Regions from separate parts of the Homo sapiens genome. Here region 2 is linked to region 1. The links are chromatin loops, found by intact Hi-C in ENCODE. Cell type or tissue: ascending aorta. All regions are shown on one strand. Each heading gives the region's core, and the rest is flanking DNA. Links, peaks and the distances in the headings are about the cores only.

Evidence for each region. A loop is a pair of places that touch in the nucleus more often than their neighbours do. Peaks named below come from ENCODE experiments on the same cell type or tissue, not always from the same donor. Only the 100,000 strongest peaks of a DNase experiment are listed, where the experiment ranks them.
Region 2: it touches region 1 in a loop (7-fold over the local background); 7 of 110 quality-filtered maps call a loop at or near these places.

What each region holds. Positions count from the first base shown.
Region 1 is chr12:95,800,606-95,810,755 of GRCh38, forward strand. All of the region lies in intron 2 of SNRPF-DT (SNRPF divergent transcript), which reads right to left. It overlaps LINC02410 (long intergenic non-protein coding RNA 2410), which reads left to right and starts at 2,492. Exons shown (of 2, transcript NR_135016.1): 1 at 2,492-2,665. In ascending aorta, for the core only: no CTCF peak of the experiment used is centred there; a DNase peak (open chromatin) is centred at 5,456; H3K27ac peaks cover 2,185 bases.
Region 2 is chr12:95,604,552-95,614,701 of GRCh38, forward strand. No RefSeq gene overlaps it. Among named protein-coding and RNA genes, the nearest start is that of USP44, 58 kb to the left of the region's middle. RefSeq lists enhancers at 6,613-7,181, 7,182-7,750. In ascending aorta, for the core only: no CTCF peak of the experiment used is centred there; DNase peaks (open chromatin) are centred at 3,870 and 4,271; H3K4me3 peaks cover 601 bases; H3K27ac peaks cover 1,886 bases.

The sequences.
Region 1 (10,150 bases), core at 4,132-6,631:
GACTCATACTTCAGCTATAACAGGAAATATCGTCTCCATAGGGCATAGGCTGTAAATGACTTTGTAACTTTACTTCATCCTTTCCATTTACATAGGGTGTACCTGAAGTAACCAATGGAATCCTCTAGGTATTTAAACTCCCAAAAATTCTGTAACTGGGCCTTTGAGCCTCTATGCTCAGGGCCACTCCCACACTGTGGAGCGTACTTTCATTTTCAATAAAACCCTTCATTCCTTCCTTGCTTTGTTTGTATGTTTTGTCCAATTCTTTGTTTAGGACACCAAGAACCTGGACACCCTCTACCGTTAATAAAACCAGCTTTCATTTTGGTATGGCTCCTTCTAATCTTATATCTAGCCTATATAGCCATACAATTTTTGTTCCATGTTTTCTTTACTTTTTAAATTTTTTTAGATGGAGTTTCGCTTTTGCTGCCCAGGCTGGAGTGCAGTGACGTGATCTCGGATCACTGCAACCTCCGCCTCCCAAGTTCAAGTGATTCTCCTGCCTCAGGCTCATGAGTAGCTAGGATTACAGGTGTCTGCACCATGCCCGGCTAATTTTTTGTATTTTTAGTAGAGATGGGGTTTCATCATGTTGGTCAGGTTGATCTCAAACTCCTGACCTCAGGTGATCCACCTGCCTCGACCTCCCAAAGTGCTAGGATTACAGACGTAAGCCACTGCACCCGGCCTTTCTTCACTTATTATTAAGTTATTAGAAATTCTACACAAACATCAGTTTTCATGGCCATATACTGTTCCAGTGAGTGGATCTACCTTATTATACTTTTGTGTTATTTTCAGATTTTTGCTATTATTCATAATAGTTTTATAGCTATCTCTGTTAAACATTTTGTTAATTTGAGTTTTTTTAATTTTTATTTTCTTATCATCATTAAAATGAAAATATCAGCTCAAAGAAAAGTTACATTTAGGCCACATTGTCAAATTTCTCTCCAAAAATGCTGCATCCATCTGTACAACTATCACTAAGGTATGGTGCCTATTTCACCTCACCCATACCAGCATTGAATATTATACTTTAAAAGTATAAATTTTCCAATTTAGTATGTGAAAAGTGATATTTGTATTAGTATTTCTTTTATTAGATTATATGTAAAATTGAATTTTTTTCTTTGCTTGCTAATCAGTTTTATTTCACCCTTTTTACTAATTATCTAAGATGGAATGAATTTCCAATTTCCTAAGGAAGTTAGACCTTTCTCCATTTCTAATATATGCGTTTAATGCTACAAATTTCCCTCTAAGCACTGCTTTTGCTGTGTCCTGTGAATTTTGATAAGTTGTACTTTTATTTACATTTAATTCAAAATATTTAAAATTTTCTCCTGAGATTTCTTCTTTGGCTCATGAGTTATTTAGAAACACATTGTTTAATTTGCAGATATTTGGGGATTCTCCAGCTAACTTTTCTGAGATCATATTTTGTATAATTTCTATTCTTTTAAATTTGTTAAAGTATGTTTAATGGCCCAGCATATGGCCTATCATGGTGTATATTTCTTGTGAATTTGAAAAGAATGTGTAATTCAGCTGTTATTGAAGTATTTGATAAACGTTCACTAGGTCAAATTGACTGATCTGTTCAGATCATCTATAGCTTTACTATTTTCACCCTTTTCAAATGATAGTCACTGTTAGCAACTAGTAAACAACAGAAGAGAAAAGTAAATAGGAAACTAATTACACTTTTAGTGTATATTGTAGGAAACAGACTGCCATGCATGCTTTCCATGAAGTTTTTGGTTTGTATCTATTACCTCTTTCCACAATGAAGAGGATGTAAGAGAGGAAAAGCAGGGTAAGAGGGTGAGCCAGAAACACAGAAGAAGTTGTTGAAAGGACACACCAAACACATCACCAGTCTGAGATTTTTTCCATATTTTATGTAATGCTTTCATGCCTATTGAGAAAATAAATGCTTGTTGATGAAGATTTTAATCTTTATTGGCGTTCTTTGGAATTCTTGTTTTTTAACACAAAAGTGATAGTATAACTCTTTTAAAAGACATCTATATAATCTTATGTTTTGAACTGGCTCTCTTTTCACTGAAAAATACCAAAAACTCACAGTTATAGAGTTGGAAGGGTAACTGTAGTACAGAAAGTTTGGCCAATTACATAGTGTTACAGTTTTAAGAGCTGCTTCCAAAGCAATCACACTATTCGGAAAAACTTTTTCATAACAAATGTGTTCTTCCTTTAAAATGTAAACAATGAGCCAATCTTAGAAGCAAACATTGACCGCAGAGTCATATCAAGTCCGTTGTTATAAGTACTTTAGTTTTAACAGTGCAGAAACGTGAAGGATAGGTTTACTTTTTAACTCCAACCCTGTTCAAAGATCACTTATTGGCCTCTGAAGGCACAGGTGGCATGCCTGTTATAGTTTAACAGGTAGCCTCTGGGTGAGGTATAGTAGTTCAGATAACTTTGGATGCTTTGGATGCTCTCATGTGTGGCAGTATGCACTTGCTAAAACATTCTCCTCTCTGGGTCTGGAAGCCTAGAGTCTATATCCATATGAGGCACTGGGCAGGTATTCCAGACTTCTGAGTCATGGATGAAAAATGCCATCTTGCAACTGACACAGCAATTCCTTTGCCAAGAAATCATCATATCCTTAGTTTCTTATGTTGAGGTAAATATTCAAGTTCTTGGTAAATAAGGTAGATTTTCTATTTGCAACCTATATCTGAGTATTCATCCTTTTGATAACAAAATTTACAGGGAATATTTTTTCTATCAGAGGCACCGTTAATTATACTAGGCTCTCAAAAGAATTCCAGATTCGCCTCAAATACCAGCAACTCAATTCTATTCCACTACTCAGATCTGTTGGGTTGGGTTGAATTGGAATTGTATTACATTTATAGTTAATTTAAGGAGTATTTACATCTTTAGGGAATTTAGTTTACATTTTTATGAACATCATATATTCTCCATGTATTTAGGTCCTCTTAAAGACATTTCAACAAAGTTGCCTAATTTTCTACATAAAAATCTTGCCAATCATTTATTAGATTTATTACTATACATATTTTTGATTATTTTTATATATGATATATTTTTAAAAGTAATATTTCTTAATCTTTGCTGTATGGGGATGTCATTGATTTTTGTCTATTGATCTTATATCCAGCAACCTTACTAAATTCCTAATTCTAATAATTTGTAGTCTCTTATGCCTAACTCCATGTTTCCATATAAACAACCATATTGTGTACATTTAGGGACCATTTATTTCTTCTTTCCAATCTTTACAATTTTTATTTGTTTTTCCTTTCTAATTACACTGGCTAGAATATGTAGTACATTTTGAATAGTCACAATATTGGAGGACTGGTGATTTCCTTTATTATCTTTGTGAGGCAAACAATATGCTTTAAAATGTTTGTTTTTTAGCTGGCAACTAGATGTTTTGTACCGAGAGAATTCAAGCTATGTAATCTGCACTATTGCTAGAGTCATTTCTTTTCTTAACTCTTTTCTCCTATGTTTACCTTCTCTACTAGTTGATTTGCCCTTTACACACTCTAAGTCCAAGTTTTACATTTGCTTTTCTCATTTCTAATGGTGTACTTTTGTGAAATTGAATATTGATTGTAGAATCTCCTACCAAGAACTTTTTTCTCTTTTCAAATTATTATACTTCTTAATATTCATGGCTTCTAGAAAGAATTAAATTTAAAAATAAAATTTACCTTCAAAGACAATGAGATGACCATGGATCTACCAAATGCTTTCATGAAATGTTCTTTATTTTTTCCTACAATATTCTCAGTACTTCCAAATGTGCAGGTTGCTCTGCTGCACAATGTTGGGAATGCCATTCACATCATGTGAGTAGCAAGCCCTGGGATTCTGCAGCACGCAATCTTCAAGGCTGACTGTGGTAGCCCCGCCTCTGCATTTCACTTTTCCGTCTAATTAGGACTGTGGGGTCTCTCAAGCAATTAGTGATAATCTACTAATGCCTAACTCCAGAAACAACTCTAAATGTGTTTCAAAAAAATTTCTACTTTTGGCTGCAAGCAGAAAAAATATCATGTCTGGGAGATATGTTATGATAATACAGCTTTAATAGGCAACCTCATTCCATGCCAAATCAGTGTTGATACAATATTCTTTTGTTTAGTATTATGTAATTAAGTAAATTGTCACTTCTGTTTCTATAAACACAATTAGGACGAGGTAAAAAAATGGGAAGAGAGGGGAGGAATTCATTTTGGAGAAAGAATCAACATAAAAGTAATATAATTACAACTCTCATTAGTAGTAATAATAATACTTGTGATGAGATGATAATGGTAAGGTAGTAATGATCATCATGATCATCACCATCATAATGATGCTGATATGCCCATGAATCCAAGTTGTTCGGCTTAGTTCCAAGTTTAAGCTGCATTATAGTTTAGTTTCTGCCATAAAAATTTCTTCAAAGCAGAGAGGGAGAGGATTTCATAGCATAGCTTCTGCTTTCTCACTAACAAATGATATATGTCAAACTTACAGTGACACAAGATTGCCAATTATATTATAACTTTATAAACTCTCATCCCATGTACAAGCAAGGTCAAAAATTAATTTTATCCGATTGAAACCAGAAGCTTTCTTTAGAAAGGCAGGTCTTTAGTTAAATACTAAAAAGGGCAAAGACTATAGCCAGTTCATTTTTTAGCTGCATATCTAGAGTTTTAAGTTACATATATATAATATACATTATAGGTAATATGGAGAGACTATAGATAGACAGATAGATAGATAGATAGATAGATAGATAGATAGATAGATAGACACCTATATATAGTATATGTATTTGTGGAATATCTTATTCATTCAGTACTGGATAGCACAGGTCTAGACCTCACAGGGGGTAATACCACAAGGGGAATAATGTGTGCAAAGTGCAGAGTAAGTGCATGTAAATAGCTTGCACTAGCAGAAAAAAGCACTGCAAGGAGCCAAAAGAAGAATATAAATCAATCGTGATCCTGGTAGAATAAAGTTGAGATGCTCTGGCATATTTGCAAGTAATGATACTAGTGAAAGAGCTAAACAGAAGGCAAAAATAGAGACCACAGGTTATAAGAAAAAGTTATGCACAGTCAAGAGTTGGAAAGCAACTTAACTTAAAAAAAATAAAAACCATCTACCCTGGCAGTGTATAAGGCATACTAGGCTTGCTGCTAATACGAAGTAGCCAGGGATATTTGTCTTTCTATCACTGGTGCCAGGCACAGGGTAAGTTCTCAATATATATTTGTTCACAATGGAGGAAGAGTGATCGGTTAGATAGCTATGTGGCCTACTTAAAAATACCACACTTTGCCAACGTCACATGTGGTTCAAGAAAATCTGTTTCTGAGTTGTTTTTGTGGGTGTGGTTCACAGACAATATTGGTGACACATCAGGAAAGATGGCAAGCAGAACGAGAACTAGTGCTACAAAAAGTGATCTCACTGTAACAGCATGGGTGGGCCTGGAAGTCAGTTCTCATGCAACCCCATTAGTTCTAGAAAGTTCTCATATGACTAAGAAAAAGCTGACAGGAATCAAACAGATTTCATCATTAAGCAAACAGAAAACATCAAGTAAGTAAGGGAAAATGTCGAATGAGGTTAGGAGGAAACAATTTTAGATACTTTTATAGCCTCCGGCCTCTTTCATTCCCTTTCTCAATCAGCTCTCCTCCTATCCCAACCCATGACCCTCTCCTACCCTTACCCCAGGAACACTAACAGAGCAGGGATGTTTCTGTATAATCCATTCAAGAAATTGCACAAGATCACCTAAGAAGAGGCTGCTATAGTCTGAATGTTTGTGTTCCTCCAAAATTCATGTGTTGAAACCTAACCCCCAAGGTGATGGTATTAGGAGGTGGAAGGTGATTGAGTCACCTCATGAATGGGATTAGTGCCCTTAGTACTGGAGAAAGCCTGTTTGCCCTGTTCACACCCTTCTGCCATGGGAGGATTTCTTGAGAAGGTGTGATTTTTGAAGCAGAGAGGGGACCCTCACCAGACATCTAATCTGCTGCTGCCTTGATGGTGGACTTTTCAGCCTCCAGAACTATGAAGAATAAATTTCTGTTGTTTATAAATTACCTAGTGTAAGGTATTTTGTTATAGCAGCAGGAACAGGAACCTCTGCTTCTAAGACAGAGGCAGAGCCAGGATTTGAAAAATTAGATGCCAGAGCTCCTGGTCATTATTATTGTACTAAACCAGATCATGCAGTAGTAACACTACTGGCAGAAAGCAAAATGCCTTCAAAGCCATTTTCTTAAAATTCTGTCATGAAGCAGCAATTATCCTTCAACTCATTTTTTTTTTTTTTTTTTTTTTTGAGACGGAGTCCCACTCTGTCACCCAGGCTGGAGAGCAGTGGCATGATCTTGGCTCACTGCAACCTCTGCCTCCTGGGTTCAAGCAATTCTTCTGCCTCAGCCTCCTGAATAGCTGGGACTACAGGCATATGCCACCACGCCCGGCTAATTTTTGTAGTAGAGAAGGGGTTTCAATGCATTGACCAGGCTGGTCTTAAACTCCGGACCTTGTGATCCGCCTGCCTCGGCCTCCCAAAGTGCTGGGATTACAGGCGTGAGCCACTGCGCTCAGCCTCAACTCAGTCTTTAACCAAAGGTTGCAACTTTCTTTACCAGCAAAAGCCACCTAAAAATTTTAAAATCACCCACCAGTAAAAAACAAGAAAACAACCAAGATTCTGAACTCTCCAACAATGAAGAATAGAGGAGGGAGAGGGCAGGGTGAACATGTTACTCCCACTAAGCCTCATTCATAAAATGGGAGTAATAATAACACATATCTTAGAAGATTGTGGTAGGATTAAATACATTAATTAAAGCACTCAGAATAATGCTTGACACATCATACGCATTTAATAAAAATTAACTATTATTTATCTTTTTCCTACCAGGTGCAGTGGTGCTTTTTTTCTTTTTTGCTAATTAGCCTAGAGTAAATTGCAATGTGTCTTCAGTTCCTGAAGCCTAAGGATGTGACGTCCAGCAATGTACTCATATTTTTAAAAATTCTATACAACTTATTTGGGTAATTCCATGTTGTGATAGTAATAATGTAATAATACTAACTCACCATAATTTGTTATTTTAACCAGACATTTTTAATTGCTCTAACCAAAGTGAATTAAAAGATTACTGATCATGCTGCAAAAGCAGAATGGTGAAATGATTAGGAGCCTAGACGCTCATGTTCTAACTCTAGGTTAGAATCCCACTCACTAGCAGAGTGATTTTGGGCAAATTATCTATCTTCTTTATGCCTCAGTTTCCTCATCTGTAAATTGGGATACTACGAGTATTTCTCTCAGAGATTTCTTATGAGGACTATATTAGTCTGTTCTCACACTGCTATAAAGAACTACCTGAGACTGGGTAATTTATGAAGACAAGAGGTTTAATTGACTCAGTTCCACAGACGTAACAGGAAGCATGACTGGGAGGCCTCAGAAATCTCACAATCATGGTGGAAGGCAAACGGGAACAGGGACCTTCTTCTCAGGGCAGCAGGAGAGAGAGAGAGCGGGGAGAACCACCACACACTTTTAAACCATCAGATCTCTTGAGAACTCACTCACTATCACGAGAACAGCATGGGAGAATCCGCCCCCATGATCCAATCACCTCTCACACCAGGTCCCTCCCTACACACGTGGGGATCACAATTCGAGACGAGATTTGGGTGGGGACACAGAGTCAAACCATATCAAGGACTAAATGAGTCATCATTGCACATAAAGTTCTAGGAAGAGTGTCTTGCACATAGTATGTACTTATATAAGTTGTTTCTTTTATACTTTTTCCATATAGTTAAGAAAATATATTTTGCCAGTTGATTTTTACAAGTTTATTAGTAAAATGTTCATAGAGAAACATTTACATTTCCTTACTCTAAATGTCCAAAATATATTTAATACTTATTTAACATACTTATTTTACATGGCTGAATATTACATGGTTGAAATTAAAGGCTTTATGTCAGCCTAATTTTAATATATTGTAGTTATTGCTTTAATTGTAATATATTGTAGTATATTGTAATTGTAATATATTGTAGTTATTGCTAATTGTAATATATTGTAGTTATTGCTTTAATTCTATTTTAATCTTTAGATGTTTAGTTAAGATCACTGCCTTTCATTATCTCAGCCTATTTCTTTTCTCAAAATCCATGCATAGGCTTCAATTATAATGTTTATATAATTGACTAGTAAATTCCCTCACTAACAAAGTAAACTATTAGGCTATAACAAATATGATACATACTTAGACTATTTTTATCTTTATATACAGACACTGCTAAATATCATAAATCATAAAGCTTAAAGATTTTTTAAAATACATGTATATATTTTTAATTTTTATGCTTAGCTACCACTATGAGTATTGAAATTAACAACAGCCTCAAATCAAGCAGTGAAAAATGCTAGTGAATGATCACATTTTAATGCTGCTTAATTTTTAGGCTTCTGGTGTGAATTAGCTATGAGATACAGCAATTTAAAGGATAATGACTAAACTCTTTCCTATTTCCTGCTTAATTTCCTTTTAAAGAAAAGTATTGGACTTTAAAAAATATTACTCATTCTTTAAATAAAAAAAACCAAGGAATTAGAATTCTCTTAACAAGTGCATCTTCTAGAGCAGCAGTCTCCAATCTTTTTAGCACCAGGGACTGGTTTCACGGAAGACAATTTTTCCATGGACGGGGTCGGTGGGGGGATGGTTTTGGGATAAAACGGTTCCACCTCAGATCATCAGGCATTAGATTCTCATAGAGAGCCTGCAGCCTAGCTCCCTTGCATGTGCAGTTCACAATAGGGTTTGAATTCCTATGAGAATCTATTGCTGCCACTAATCTGACAGGAGGCGGAGCTCTTGTGGTAATGCTGGCCGGCCACTCACCTCCTGCTGTGCAGGCTGGTTCCTAACAGGCCACGGACCAGGAGTTGGGGACCCCTGTTCTAGAGCAAAGAATTTCAGATGAAGAAATAAGTGACTAAAACAAAAGCACTTTTATAAGTTTAGAAAGGATGGCTCTATATAGATCTACATAAGAAGAAAAAAAATCAATCAAATAGTATCTGTGTCACGTTGATGTATCTTGTTGAACCTTCTAGTCCCATCCCAATGTTTAGCATCGTAAACACACATGCAGGCCAGGTGTAGGTGGCATTGGGGCAGCACTACAGTGACAAGAGCACCTTGGGAAGTACCATAAGCAGAGAATGTTTGCGTTTGGGTCACTCCCAGGAAAGTTGCAGAGACATAATAGAAAAAAGCTAAAACTACAAAGGCATTTTTTTAAAAAAGGTTAACTTATTATTATTATTTTTAAATTTTACTTTAAGTTCTGCGATACGTGTGCAGAACATGCAGGTTTGTTACATACATTTGTATGTGCCATGGTGGTTTGCTGCACCTATCAACCTGTCATCTAGGTTTTAAGCCCCACATGCATTAGGTTATTTGTCCTAATGCTCTCCCTCCCCTTGCCCCCAAGCCCCCAACAGGCCCTGGTGTGTGATGTTTAAAATGATTAACTTATAAAGAAACCAAAGTGATCAGCTTTCATATTTATAATTATAGAAAACATTAAACTCACATTGCTAAGGGTGTAGTTAAGACTTTCTTCATCTTCAGCTATGTCCTTTTAGGGAACTGAACATTTTTTAATTTTTTATACAAAATTTAAAAACTCTCCTTATTTAAAATTGATTGACTACCCAAAAATGTGTCTTTCTTTGCTTCCATTCCATGATTTATAAAGAATTAGCTTTAGTACTCTTTTTAGAGTGTAGGTTGAAAAGGCATTTTATTTTCCACCTCAGAGTAATTTTTAAACCACATCAATTATTTTTCATGTGCAGCCGTTTTTATCCACAAATTATTGCCTTAGGCATTTTTACTTTACCACACATTTCAGAAGAGAAGGAATGAAGGGGAACCAGCTAATCTACAAATGTTCACCTACAGTAGATCAGGCCAAAAAAAGGAGAGAAGAATATGACCCAAAGCTTCTTCAGAAATAAGAACTGCTTATTAATAGTCTAATGCAGGGGTGTCCAGTCTTTTGGCTTTCC
Region 2 (10,150 bases), core at 2,485-4,984, 200 kb before region 1:
TCTCAAATGCCTGAGCTCGAGTAATCTGCTTGCCTCAGCTTCCCAAAGGGCTGGGATTACAGGCGTGAGCCACTGTGCCCAGCAGTAGTTACTTAATAAAAGCTTGATGTCGATGCAGTTAATGGAATGTGCAACTCAAACTGACTTTAAAAATGAGGAAGTCTGCCAGGCGCAGTGGCTCACGCCTGTAATCCCAGCACTTTGGGAGGCCAAGGCGGGCAGATCACGAGGTCAGGAGTTTGAGACCAGCCTGACCAACATGGTGAAACCCCGTCTCTACTAAAAATGAAAAAATTAACTGGGCATGGTGGCAGGCACCTGTAATCCCAGCTACTCAGGAGGCTGAGACAGGAGAATCTCTTGAACCCGGGAGGCACATGTTACAGTGAGCCGAGATGGCACCACTGCACTCCAGCCTGGGTGACAGAACAAGACTCTGTCTCTAAAAAATAAATAAAATAAGAAGGATGTAGTTTCCAATACTGACCCAGATGCTGCTATAGAGAATAATGGACACAAAAGATCCTCCCAGACAACAGAATTGGGGGTGATCATGTGGGTCAACCAAGGAACTTACTCTCTGCCAGGACAGGGAATCTTTGCAGCTTCTGCTCATTAGGATTTTACAGTTGCTGAGGATGAGTGACAGCTGTATGTTTCCCATTCTTCCCTTGTCTGACCTGGAGTTTTACTTGTGGTTATCCTGTCTTTGTCACAGAAGTGGAGAGTGGATGTTTAGTAGATGAGTCACTTCTCCAAAAGGAACCACATCCAAACTCGATGGAGAGGTCTTGGACTCTGCGAGGTAACTGGGTAGGACTTTGGATTGGTTTCCTTGGGAAGGAGATGAATGTGTTCTTATGTCTCAGAAGGGTATGCATTGATTCTTGGGTGGCCAGAAAGGTGGTCTATAGAACCTGCTAATTGGCCTCTGATATCCGTTCTCTCAATCTCTCTCTCTCTCTCTTTTTTTTTTTTTTAATTTGAGACAGTCTTGCTGTGTTGCCTAGGCTGGAGTGCAGTGGTGTGATCGTGGCTCAGTGCAACCTCTGCCTCCTGGGTTCAAGGGATTCTCATGTCTCAGCCTCCCAACTAACTGGGACTACAGGCATGTGCCACCATGCCCGCCTAATTTTTGTATTTTTAGTAGAGAGGGGGCTCACCATGTTGGCCAGGCTGATCTTGAACTCCTGGCCTCAAGTGATCTGGCCTCAGCCTCCCAAGTGCTGGGATTACAGGTGTGAGCCACTGCGCCTGGCCCCAGCTAATTTTTTAATTTTTGTAGAGGTGGGGTTTTGCCATGTTACCCAGGCTGATCTGGAACTCCTCAAGCAATCCACCCACCTCGGTCTCCTAAAGTTCTGGGATTATGGTGTGAGCCACCATGCCCAGCCAAGTAAACATTTTCTTAGAGCCAGATAGGAAATATTTTGCCATGAAAGTCATAGGGTCTCTGTCCCAGTGACTCAATTCTGACCTTGTAGCTCCAAAGCAGCCATTGACAAGACTTCTACAATGGATGTGGCCGTATTCCAGTAAAATTTTATTTGCCAAAACCGGTGCCTGCTAACTATAGTTTGTTTATCTCTGTATCTCTGCTCTGGTGGAACAATAACATTCATGAACTCTGGTTCTCTGGATGCCCTGGAAAGAGAACTGCCCTACATTCCAGATCACCTACTAACTCAGATGTCTATGTGAAGGAAAAATAAGGCGTTTTGTTTTTGTTTTTTTTTGTTTGTTTTGTTTTTTGTTTTTGACAGGATCTCACACTGTTGTCCAGGCTGGAGTGCAGTGGCAGGATCATAGCCCACCGTAGCCTCAACCTCCCTTGGCTCAGGTGATCCTCCCACCTCAGCTTCCCAAGTAGGTGGGACTACAGGCATATGCCACCATGCCTGGCTGATTTTTTATTTTAAAAATTTTTTGTAGAGACAGTGTATCACCATGTTGCCCAGGCTGGTCTTGAACTCCTGGGCTCAAGCAGTCTTCCTTTCTCAGCCTCCTCAAGTGCTGGGATTACAGGCATGAGCCACTGTGCCCAGCCTGAGAAATAAGTTTTTAACTCTTATGTAAGTCACTGTTATTTTGGATTCTGTTAAGGTGTTCAAACCAATATCGTAATGCAACTGTATCTTCTGGTGAGAAGTATCTAAATATGGATGATCACAGTTCCCTGGGAGTGTTATTACTTTATTTTAGTCACTAATCTAGTTCTAGAAAAAAGAGTGATGATTGGGAAACTCATCTTTTCAAAATCCTGTAGCAAGTCTGACATGGTACTGATGTGGCACTATATCCCTTGATTCTGAAGATGCCAGTTGGAAGCAGCAACCAAAGATAACGTTTCTTTGCTTTTGTTGTTAACCTGAAGTCATTGTAAAGAAGTTGAATGACCTCTTGACATTTAGGAGATGTTAAATGACCTCAGAGCCAGTTTTTCACTAGTAAGGATATAATAAATAACTTGAATTTCACTAAATGCAAGTTAGTTGCAGGTTCCAACCTGCAATTCTGGTTAAACATAAATATCCTAAAGGCAGTATACTTGTAAAGAAAATTTCCATATATTGCATAACGTATTCACACTTTGCCCATCATTCAAGGCATTGCATGTGCTATTGTCAACTTCCCTAACCACCTTTTAAATTTATCATCAACATAAAATTAAGAAGAATAGTGAAATTCTTTTCATATTGATGACAGTCCACTATTTTCTACAGAGCAAGATAATCAAAACAAAATAATTGGTCATTTTGAAGAAGAAATTTACTGAATGAAGCAGTTGGAAAGAATGGATTACAGTTGTTTTTGAGAAAGTTTACATTAATTGTTCACATTAAAAATATATCTTCCAAGTATCTTCTCTGCTTTCCTTAGTCGTTTTAGCAAAGGCATCTGTGTTTATTTATTTACCTAATAAGTAGTTATTCTCTAAATTCTTACCTCTAAGTTCTCTAACTTATTCTTTAAGTTCTTGTCTCTAAGAACATTTATTTACCTAATTATTTATTCATTTACCTAATGTCATCTTTTGGTCCCATAATTTTAAATAAGTGCAAAGTGATGTTTATACTGCCAGTTTGGAGTTTTGCAGTAGCAGGTGTGATTGTCTTATAAAACTCTTTTGATATAGCCAATGTCATGTTCCTTATTCGTGTGTTATTTTCGAAATGTATTCAAGGCAGCACCCCCGAGACAGCTGTGACAATAATGCCCCCCCCCCCATGACAACAGAGGAACTGTGCCAAAGCTCAGCAAAACAAAATTTACTTGGCAGGGGAGAGAGTTTAGAGGCTTTTCACAGCTCTTTGGAAATGCTAATAAGGTCTCAACCTTGAACCATGTTTGCTTTTTATCTGGGAAACCCTTTCCAGTTACAATAGCATTGATATACTAAGAGATTCCAAGTTAGGAGTTTATACAGTAGGTTTATGAGACAGGTAATCCAAAAGTCAGGTGCTCCCTCTTCGCTTGGAAGAACAGTGCATTTTGGGACATTTTAAAGCACATTGTCAACTTCTTTGGCCTTTTTTTTTTTTTTTTTTTTTTTTTTTTGAGTTGGAGTCTTTACTCTGTCGCCCAGGCTGGAGCGCAATGGCGCGATCTCGGCTCACTACTACAACCTCTGCTTCCTGGATTCAAGTGATTCTCCTGCCTCAACTTCCTGAGTAGCTGGGATTACAGGTGCGTGCCACCATGCCCAGCTAATTTTTATATTTTTAGTAGAGATGGGGTTCTACCGTGTTGGTCAGGCTGGCCTCGAACTCCTGACCTCGTGATCCACCCACCTCGGCCTCTCAAAGTGCTGGGATTACAAACGTGAGCCACCGCATCTGGCCGGCTCCTTTAACCACTACTTATAACAGGCTCACAGCCTCAAGGTTGGCAGGCTTTACCGCCAGGCGTAATGTTGTGTTAATGTGGGTGAAGTACATTTGCAATGTGCAAATAGTTGACTCACAGCTCTAATTTTGTTCTTCTGAGTAGCTCTTTTAAGCTTCCCTGCCCTTTTTGTCTTATGTTGCTTAGATGACTGGAGAAAAATATTATTATCTGATGGCTCAATTTAAAGACCCACGATTAAACCAACTGAGCTCAGCCTTCACACTCACACCTACCTTTCAATATCTGGCACTAATCTTTTAAATACCTTGTCAGAGGAATACTGTTTCCTGGGTGTGTTCAAACTAGTCATGTTGTTATGTCCCAAAAACAGTGGGATCCTTTTCAGACGAAAAACACATGAAGGCTCAAAGCCAAGCTGCTGCGTAAAAGCTTTCCCTTTCCTTCCTCTGACCCATCCTCTTTGGAATAATTAGATGAATGGTGCTTTTTTCTGTGATTTATCTGTGTTTTTAAAGGCAAAACTCCCATGAAGAGATGGGCTATTAAGAATTCTCACAGTTGGCTGGGCATAGTGGCTCACGCCTGTAATCCCAGCTCTTCTGGAGGCTGAGGAGGGTGGATTGCTTGAGATCAGGAGTTCAAGACCAGCCTGGCCAACATGGTGAAACTCCCGTCTCTACTAAAAATCCAAAATAGCCAGGCTTGGTGGCAGGCGTCTGTAATCCCAGCTACTCAGGAGGCTGAGGCAGGAGGATGGCTTGAACCTGGGAGGTGGAGGTTGCAGTGAGCCAAGATTTTGCCGCTGCACTCCAGCCTGGGCAATGGAGCAAGACTGTCTCAAACGGACAAACCAAAAAAGGATTCCCACAGTGAACACTTTCAACTATTTGTTTGAAAATTTTTATTCCTCTTTTGCTGTGTCTAAAAGACTAAGAATCTTGAGGAGTTATGTATAAAAAGCTCTAACTCTCCTTTTGATAATTTTTAGAGTTAGTAATTTATAGCCTAAAGAATTATATAAGGCTGGGCACAGTGGCTCACACCTGTAATCCCAGCACTTTGGGAGGCTGAGGTGGGCCGATCACTTGAGGTCAGCAGTTTGAGAACAGCCTGACCAACATGGTGAAACCCCATTTCTACAAAAAACAAAACAAAAACAAAAACAAAATTAGCCGGATATGGTGGCACATGCCTGTAATTCCAGCTACTTGGTAGGCTGAGACAGGAGGGAGGCAGAGGTTGCAGTGAGCAAAGATCGCACTACTGCACTCCAGTTTGGGCAACAAGAGTGAAACTTTGTCTCAAAAAAAAGAATATATAAGGTGACATCATTTAGTATAAACACAGATAATATAGGATCTTGGAAAATATGAGTCGTATCAGTACTTAGCAGCAATCAGGTCATTTACTAGTTATGAGTAATTGACTCAAAATGTATCTTTTTCTACAAAAGAAACATTATTATTATGAGTAGGCTGCTTAGCATGCATATTATCATTTATTTAGTACTGAATGTCATAGTGTCTTTCTTTTTATTATTCTCATGTTTCTAAAGCAATAAGAAAAACAGATGGGATAGGCCGGGCGCAGTGGCTCACGCCTGTAATCCCAGCACTTTGGGAGGCCGAGGCGGGCGGATCACGAGGTCAGGAAATTGAGACCATCCTGGCTAACACGGTGAAACCCCGTCTCTACTAAAAATACAAAAAAAATTAGCCGGGCGTGGTGTCAGGCGCCTGTAGTCCCAGCTACTTGGGAGGCTGAGGCAGGAGAATGGCGTGAACCCGGGAGGCGGAGCTTGCAGTGAGCCGAGATCGCGCCACTGCACTCATGACTGGGCAACAGAGCGAGACTCTGTCTCAAAAAAAAAAAAAAAAAAGCAGATGGGATAAAAACAACAGAAGAATATTATCCATGTGTTTATGCAAATAACATGGCTTAAACATTTTGTGATAGCTAAGTTAGTGCTCTGAATAATAATTTGTATGCACTGAGTAGTCAAAATTTAAAAATGTGGAAACTTACATTTACACTGATTTCAAATTAAATTGATTTAGGAACCAAAGTATACTTTCATGATGAAATTATTTTTTAGTGTTTCAACAACTATACCTACCGTTTTTTTCACCCTTTTCTTTTAAAATAAAAATATATGTGTGCATATGTATTTAAATAAAATAATGCTTATTATAGAAAATTTGGAAAAAAAAAAACCCTGAAATTGCATCAGATAATTACTTCTGATAATTAGAACATTTTGACATCAAAATCAGCATAAACTCACGTTTTACTATCTGCTCTTCCTCCCACCATATGTTGATATTTTATACATTTTATTATTTCTTTAAATATTATTTGCTTACATGATTTTGAAGCTTAATCAAATGAACATACCACAATTTATTAAACAAAATTTCTATTGTTGGACATTCAGATTGGGTTCAACTTTTTCTTTTTATAGTAACATTCAGCAGAACACCATTGAACATAAATCTTTGAATGCATGTTGATTATTTCCTTAGGATAAACCCCTAAATCTAAGATTACGGCGACCAGAGTTACTTCAATTTTAACTGGTGAAATAATTTAAAAATTGTTATTTTCTTCTTCTTCTTTCTTCTTTCCTTTTTTTTTTTTTTCTTTTTTGAGATGGGATTTTGCCCAGGTGCTATCTTCGCTCACTGCAACCTCTGCCTCCTGGGCTCAAGGGATTCTCTCGCTTCAGTCCCTCAAGTAGCTGGGACTGCAGGCATGTGCCACCATGCCCCAGCTAATTTTTGCATTTTATGTAGAGACGGGGTTTCACTATATTGGTCAGGCTGGTCTCCAACTCCTGAGCTCAAGTGATCTGCCCATCTTGGCCTCCCAAAGTGCTGGGATTATAGGCATGAACCACCATGCCTGGCCCCCAAAATTGTTATTTTCAAGTCTAAAATTTCTTTCAGCTTCTACATGACAGATAATTCTCCTGACAAAATAGTCTTCCTTTTTAAAAAATGTGAAAGATAGTTTTGACTTGTCCAATAAATGAAGCTTTATCAGTGGTTGTGTGTATGTGATTTTGTGAATTTTTTTTGTTTTTTTGAGACAGAGTTTCACTCTTGTTGGCCAGGCTGGAGTGCAATGGTTCACTGCAACCTCTGCCTCCCAGGTTCAAGCGATTCTCCTGCCTCAGCCTCCGAGTAGCTGGGATTACAGGCATGCACCAGCATGCCCAGCTAATTTTGTGTTTTTAGTAGAGACGGGGTTTCACCATGTTGGTCAGGCTGGTGTCGAACTCCTGACCTCAAGTGATACACCTGCCTCAGCCTCCTAAAGTGCTGGGATTACAGGTGTGAGCCACTGCACCAAGCTGATTTTGTGAATATTGCAAATGTATTTGTGGAACAAAATGGCTTGGAGTCCCTCTTAAATGAATGCCCTGTTGTTCTCATCATAGCAATCCACCTACTGCTGTAGGCTTGATGTTATCACTCCTGCCATTCGGGCAGGTGTCTGGAGGGTGGAAGTAGGGACAAAGACCTTAGAAAAGTGGTAGGGTGATGAGAGATAGATTGGGAATTAATAGCAAATCAGGAAAGAAGCAATTAAGTAAATGACGAGAATTGAGGCTGGTTAGAGTAGGTCTGAGAAGCAGAGTAGATACTTTTCTCATTTTAATGAATGCTAATCAGCTGGCCTAGTGAAAACCTCCTCCTGATATGCCAAACACAATGGCTTATGCAAACATTTGATAAAGCATTCTCAGGTGTGTTAGTCATTAAGCCATGACCTTGGGAACAGATTGCATGGCTATATTCCTCAGTCATTTACAGTACACACACAGGTCCATAAATGCAGCTGTGTGAATATAATTAATTACTAACAATTCTTATTTTAGAAGTGGTAGTATCTTGAGAGTAATCCATAGGTAGTGGACAAGAAATAATTAAAAGCTGTTCTGCATTGAGCCTAGCCAGAAGCTCTAAAAGCTATTGTGCTATACTGTCGGAAAAAGGGGAGTTTAATTAATTAATTAATTCATTTATTTATCTTTCTTTTTTTTGAGATGGAGTTTTGCTCTTGTTGCCCAGGCTGGAGTGCAACGGTGTGATCTTGGCTCACCGCAACCTCAGCCTCCTGGGTTCAAGTGATTCTCCTGCCTCAGCCTCCCGAGTAGCTGGGATTACAGGCATGCACCACCACACCCAGCTAATTTTGTATTTTGAGTAGAGGTGGGGTTTCTCCATGTTGGTCAGGCTGGTCTTGAACTCCTGACCTCAGGTGATCCGCCCGCCTCAGCCTCCCAAAGTGCTGGGATTGGGAGTTTTCTTTAAAAGCGATAAAGGACAAGCCCACTGAGAAAGTTATCTGTTGTTACCTAGGATAGTCTTCCTGGTGGTAAAAATCCTTTGGAAACTTTTTTTTTTCTTTTTCTTTTTTGAGACGGAGTTTCGCTCTTGTTGCCCAGGCTGGAGTGTAATGGCTCAATCTTGGCTCACCACAACCTCCGCCTCCCGGGTTCAAGTGATTCTCCTGCCTCAGCCTCCCGAGTAGCTGGGATTACAGGCGCCCACCACCACACTCGGCTAATTTTTGTATTTTTAGTAGAGACAGGGTTTTACCATGTTGGCCAGGCTGGTCTCAAATACCTGACCTTAGGTGATCCACCCGCCTCGGCCTCCCAAAGTGCTAGGATTACAGGTGTGAGCCACCGTGCCTAACCTGGAAACTATTTTCTTCCATCTTAAAATCGAACAGCTGAAATAAATCCGTCCTCCCAAGTTAAAGCATACATCAGGAGGATAATGGGAATCTTGTGAGTCAGAGTTTATCAGAAAGATGAGATGGCCAGGGATGAGGCCAGGCAGGGAGAGGCAATGCTATTAGGACCAACAGATGTAGTCACTGTTGTCACTGACTCTGGTCTTCTGGCCAGGATTGGATCTTTTAGAGCAGCAGTTTCCACATCCAAGCGTCAGACACACTGAGGTGTTAATATCTATTAAGTCAAAATCTTTGGGAACGGGGCTTGAGAATCTTAAAAAAAAAAAAACTTTTCACTGGGTGCAGTGGTTCACACCTGTAATCCCAGCGCTTTGGGAGGCTGAGCGGGGAGGATCAGAATTTTTGGGGGGGCTTTAGCCCAGGAGTTCAAGACCAGCCCTTTTTTTTTTTTTTTTTGTAGAGATGAGGCCTCCCTACGGGCAACATTAGCTGGGCGTGGTGGTGCATACCCCTAGTCCTAGCTATGTGGGAGGATTTCTTGAGCTCAGGAGGTTGAGGCAGCAGTGAGCCATGACTGCATCACTGCACTCCAGCCTGGGTGACAGAGTGAGACCCTGTCTCAAAAAACAAAACAGCAACAGCTTTTCAACTCAGCCAGGTTAGAAGCTACTATCTTGGAGCTTTCCCATTTTCAAGTTGTTAGATCAGTGACTGTGGCCATTTGGCCTAGTGGGGGTTTCTTAAAACAACAGCCTCCAAAGGGAGGATGTTGGAAGAAAACATTAGAAATATTTATATATTTAAAAATCTCATCCTTAGCCAGGAGTGGTGGCTCATGCCTGTAATCCCAGCACTTTGGGAGGCTGAGGCGGGCGGACCACTTGGGGCCAGGAGTTCGAGACCAGCCTGGCCAACATGGAGAAATTCCGCCTCTACTAAAAATACAAAAATTAGCCGGGTGTGGTGGTGGGCACCTATAATGCCAGCTACTTGAGAGGTTGAGGTAGGAGCATTGCTTGAACCCGGGAGGCAGAGATTGCAGTGAGCCAAGATGGCGCCACTGCACTCCAGCCTGGGTGACAGTGTGAGACTCCATCTCAAAAACAAAAACAAAAACAAAAACCTCATCCTTTAAAATGTTCTGTATTTTTATGTTTTATCAAATGCATAATATATGAGGTCATATTATATGATATAATTTAGAAATAAATATACATATAGTGGGATTTGTGCTCAAAATGTTTTATTGGTAGAGTTGAGCAGTCAAAAAAAAAAAAAAGTCTTGGACCCACTACCTTGGAGGGCTTGAAAAATGAAAACTTATCCTTAAGAGGCAGGTATCCAAAAGCGATGTTTGGCCTTCAGAAGTAGATATAATGGACCATATACTTTTAGAGTCACATGACCAACCCAGACAGGACAAAGATAAAATTCCTGGACAGAATAGTGGCTTAGCCACTGATAGCTAGAGAGGCAGCTTGATGTAGCCAAAAGAGAACAGGCTTGGGAGTCAGCACATCTGACCTCAACTTGGAGTTCCGCCACTTCATAGCTGGGTTTCCCTAATCTCAGTCCCAGTTTTCCAATCTGTAAA